2 separate regions of the Homo sapiens genome follow, and region 2 is linked to region 1. Evidence: read pairs that join two places in POLR2A ChIA-PET (ENCODE). Cell type or tissue: GM12878. All regions are shown on one strand. Region 1 holds the start of LOC124902139 (a long non-coding RNA gene). Region 2 overlaps B4GALT1 (beta-1,4-galactosyltransferase 1).

Region 1 (2,500 bases):
CAAAATGTTATCAACTGAATTTTTTTAAATAAACGTTGCCAAATGGTATCTAGGAGTTCGTATTATCTAGACCAAGAGTCTGAGATTTTGAAGGGCTATTAAAAGTCATTTTGTTCAGTCTCATATCTGTGCAGCAGTATTCTTCCCGAATTCTTTCCACTTTTCAGGTATATTCCCAACCTTGGAGTTTCCCGTGATGGTGTGATTGCCTGTGTGAGAACAGGGTGAGAGAAAGTATTGTTGCTGACACAACATCTGAAGTGTGGTGAACCAGCAGATACTCTCTCAATACACTCAATTTTAGCTTTTTTTCTTAAGCGTTTTAGCCATGTAAAAATTCATTTCAACAAACAGCACACAGAAGATCTCAAGAAATAGGTCAGGATCTCATAAATGAGCAATCCAGTTTACAAAAAAGACAGCAATAAACATGTTTACTGCATATCCTTTCACTCTTCGGTAGTATAAAACATTACAACCATCTTCCTTTAGGTTTAAAAAAATAAAGGAAAGAAAAAGTAAACTGAATGTACCTCACGACTTCTTTCGGCTTTCTACCAGGCTGGAGCTTTAAAGACAACACTATTTTGTCTCTGTATTGAGGAAAATTGTGGACTTTTAACTTAGAGTGACTAAATAGAATGCATTACACTCCCCCCCCCATTTTTTTAGAATTAAAAAAAGCAGAAAAACAAAACTATCTGAAAAGTACTCACTGCTAAGAGGAAAGTCTACTCTGAGCTCAGCAATTAGGCACTCTGATGTTAGAGGAGGGCAGCCCAGGCAGGCAGAAAAATCACCAGACTGTGTAGTGCTGGGCTGGACGTTCTAAGAGGCCAGGAACCATCTCCGCTTTTTCACAACTATATGCCCAGTACCTGGCACAAATTCTGGCAAAATGCATATTCATTCATAATTTATTGAGTACCAACTCTGTACCAGGCAGTGTTCTAGATGCTTGCGATATATTATAAAACAAAACAGACAAAAATCTTTGCCTACAAATAAAACTGTTCCTCTATTCATAATACTTTGAACCAAATGTTGGGGGTGGAGGGGCTTCAAACCAAACAATTCTCTAATTCTCTGCAGATACCAACTGGGTATCCTACAATTTAATTCAGTGTGGACACTAATTATCCAACATTATTGCACATCCCACAGGTTAAGGGCTCAGTCTCACAAGACTACCTCCAATTTAAGATACCAATAGCAAGTCCAGGGTCTCCTGTACTTCTGATAGACTGGCTATGAATCGGGGTGTCTTCATCTATTTGAGCTGCTATAACATGCCATTAACTGGGTAGCTTACAAACACCAGAAACTTATTTCTCATTTGTGTAAGCTGGAAAGTCCAGGATCAAGGTACCAGCTGAATGGGTGTCTGGTGAGGGCCTGTTTCCTGGTTTGTAGACAGAGCTGTCCTCACATGGCAGAAGGGACTCACAAGCTCTCCTGGGTTTCTTTTGTAAGGGCACTAATCCCATGACGTAGTCACTTCCCAAAGGCCCCATCTCTGAATACCATCAACTTGGGGATTTCCAATTTATGAATTCTGATAGGACACAAACATTCAGACCACAGCACAGAGGTTCTCACAACCGCCTTAGAGTCAATAATTTGCTAGAACAGCTCACAGAACTTAGAAATAATTCTTACATTTCTCAGTTTGGGGAAGGGATACGGACCTTCAAGGCCCTCTCCGGGAGCTCAATCCTTCCAACACCAACCTGGAAGCTCTCCAAACTCCTTTGGTTAGGGTTTTTTTATTGAGGCTTCATTAGGTAAGCATGATTGATTAGGCCATTGCCCACTGGTAATATCCAGCCCCTTTCTCCTCCCTGGAGGTCATAGTGTGAGGCTGAAAGTTCCAATCCTCTAATCACTTGGTTAGTTGCCCTAGCAACCAGCGCCCCCCCCCCCCTCCCATTTTCGGGCTCTCCAAAAGTCACTTCATTAATATAATCTCAGATGTGATTGAAAGGGGCTTGTTATGAATAACAAGATACCACTTTCACTCTTATCACTTAGGAAATTTCAACGGTTTTAGGACCTCTGGCCAGGAGTCAGAAATGAAAACCAAAATTTTATTTTTTATTTAATTTTTTTTTTTTTGAGACGACTCACTCTGTCACCCAGGCTGGAGCGCGGTGGCACGATCTCAGCTTACTGCAACCTCTGCCTGCTGGGTTCAAGTGATTCTCCTGCCTCAGCCTCCCGAGTAGCTGGGACTACAGGCACGTGCCACTACACCTTGGATAATGTTTGTATTTTTAGTAGAGATGAGGTTTCACCATCTCTACTACGATGGAAGGCCGAGGTGGGCGGATCACCTGAGGTCAGGATTTTGAGACCAGCCTGGCCAACATGGTGAAACCCCGTCTCTACTAAAAATACAAAAATTAGCCAGACGTGGTGGCAGGTACCTGTAATCCCAGCTACTCGGGAGGCTGAGGCAAGAGAATCGCTTGAACCCAGGAGGCGGAGGTTGCAGTGAGCC
Region 2 (2,500 bases), 130 kb after region 1:
AAGCAAGGAGAGGACATGGGGAAACCTCTGGGAGACCCCAGAACAGGCAGCATGACAGTTCCACTTCTGTCCAGTGGGGAAGCCACAGAAATGCAAAGCCTTGGGGTCAAGAAAGAGTGACTGGGGGTCACAAGCTTTTAAAGCCCAGTAAACAAGCTCCCAAGTAGTGTTTGGTCTCTGGAGGAAAAATTCCCAAGAGGAATTTCTGCTTTCTTTGGTCCTCACTCAAGGGCAGATTCCTCCTTCTCACTCCTTCCGCTGGAATTTCTGGAAAGTGTGGAAACTGTGCCTGCCCACAGATATCACTACCAGGGAAAGGTTCTGAGGCCTACTTGCCTATAAACTCCATATTAGCCCCAGGAAGATCTTGCTGTATATCTGTCCTTTTAGAACTAGAGCGCTTCCAGAAGGGATGATTTCAGCTTCTCAGAAAGGTTTAGAATGGTCTAGGCATCTGGCATTTTATTTTAAGACTTTCACCTCCAGGCTGGGGCAGCCACCTGTGTCCTCTGGGCTCTCCTCTCAATCTGGAGCCAGTCACTGACAAGTAGCCCAGGAAGAATTCCAGAGTCACACTTACCACTACTCCCTCCAGGGTCCCATGCCTCACTGCCAAGTCAGGATGCTGGTGAGGATGCTTCGCTTTGCACCTCCTTAGGCCATTTGTTAGAAGAGATTTAGACATTTGACACACAGTCTACAGGAACTAAATGCAATTTTCTTTCTTTTCTTTTTTTTTTTTTTGAGACAGAGTCTCACTCTGTCACTCAGGCTGGAGTGCAGTGGTGCAATTTCAGCTCACTGCAGCCTCTGCCTCCTGGGTTCAAGTGATTCTCTTGCCTCAGCCTACTGAGTACCTGGGAATATAGGTGCATGTCACCACACACCACATCCAGCTAATTTTTGTATTTTTAGTAAAGACGGGGTTTCGCCATGTTGGCCAGGCTGGTCTTGAACTCCTGACCTCAGGTGATCCACCCGCCTCAGCCTCCCAAAGTGCTGGGATTACAGGCGAGAGCCACCACACCTGGCCCCCAAATGCAATTTTCAAGGGAAGGCAACACAGTAGGAAGGAATCACAGGAGGAAGGAATTACAGCCTAGGTTTCAAATCACTCCTCCACCTCTAAAAAGCTACAGTCAAGTTTTATAACCTCTCTAAACTTTGTTGGTGACAGCACAGTTCCTAACACACACTAGGCCTATGACATACATTTGCTGAATACAAGAATAATATTTGTATGTAGACCTCACACTCTAAGAGGAAGACAAGTCATTCTTTTTTTTTTTTTTTTTTTCCCCCTGAGATGGAGTTTCTCCATCACCCAGTCTGGAGTGCAATGTGCCATCCCGGCTTACTGCAACCTCCCCCTCAGGTTCAAGTGATTCTCCCGCCTCAGCCTCCCAAGTAGCTGGGATTACAGGCACCTGCCACCACGCCCAGCTGATTTTTGTATTTTCATAGAGACAGGGTTTCACCGTGTTGGCCGGGCTGGTCTTGAACTTCTGACCTCGGGTGATCTGCCCACCTCGGCCTCCCAGAATGCTGGGATTACAGGCATGAGCCCCCATGCCCGGCCAAGTCATTCTTGATAGAGAGAATTCAGTAGAGGATAAGGTGTCATAAAAAGAGACTGTTTACTGAGGAGAGTCAGCAGAGTTCAACTATACCAGCATACCTAACATATGGAAGAACAAAGGGCATTAACACAGTTACAGAAAAAGAAGAGTGCTGGTGAGAGACTGCACAAAACAATGGGAAAAATAGTTTTATGTTGCAACAAAATACAGCATGAGCAAAGTGAACATATATATAATAGATGCAGGAGGCTGAGGTGGAAAGATTGCTTGAGGCCAGGAGTTCAAGATTGGCCTGAGCAACATATTAAGACTTCCATCTCTAAAAAATAAAATAAAATTAGCCAAGTCTGGTGGTGCATACCTGTAGTCCCAACTACTCAGGAGGCTGAGGTGGGAGGATCGCTTAAGCCCAGGATTGCGAGGCCACAATGAGTCATGATCATACCACTGCACTCCAGTCTGGGTGACAGAGCAAAACCCCAACTCTTAAAAAAAAAATTGTAAATAAATAAGTAAATAACAGATTCAGAAGATATCTGCAATGTCTGAGACCAGGAAGGGATTAATATCTAGGATGTATAAGGAATTCCTGCATATCTTCAAGAAAAATATAAGAACTCCAGTGAAAAACAGGCAAAGGATTATAATGAATAAGCAATTTACCTAAGAGGAATCCCAAAGACCATCAGGCATATGAAGAAATGCTCCAGCTCATTGGTAATCAGAGAAAAACAAGTTAAAACAAAGAGTTATCCTAGCACATCTATTAGTTTGGCAAAAAATAGGAAGCTGGTTAATGCTGATTATTCACGGAGACACAGAGCCTGTCATGCTCTGCTGGTGGAAATGTAAACTGAGGCAGCCATTCTGGAGCTGTGTCTGGCACCCCTGAATCAACATAAACATGCTCACACGTTGCC

The links. Peaks named below come from ENCODE experiments on the same cell type or tissue, not always from the same donor. Only the 100,000 strongest peaks of a DNase experiment are listed, where the experiment ranks them.
Region 2: POLR2A ChIA-PET joins it to region 1 with 8 read pairs; 11 of 35 experiments call an interaction of 5 or more read pairs at or near these places.

The regions. Positions count from the first base shown.
Region 1 is chr9:33,016,017-33,018,516 of GRCh38, forward strand. It overlaps LOC124902139 (a long non-coding RNA gene), which reads right to left and starts at 2,235. Exons shown (of 2, transcript XR_007061453.1): 1 at 534-2,235; 2 at 1-209. It also overlaps a transcript of APTX not described here. In GM12878, no CTCF peak of the experiment used is centred here; a DNase peak (open chromatin) is centred at 1,445; H3K27ac peaks cover 280 bases.
Region 2 is chr9:33,145,968-33,148,467 of GRCh38, forward strand. All of the region lies in intron 1 of B4GALT1 (beta-1,4-galactosyltransferase 1), which reads right to left. Among named protein-coding and RNA genes, the nearest start is that of B4GALT1-AS1, 20 kb to the right of the region's middle. In GM12878, no CTCF peak of the experiment used is centred here; no DNase peak of the experiment used is centred here; H3K27ac peaks cover 631 bases.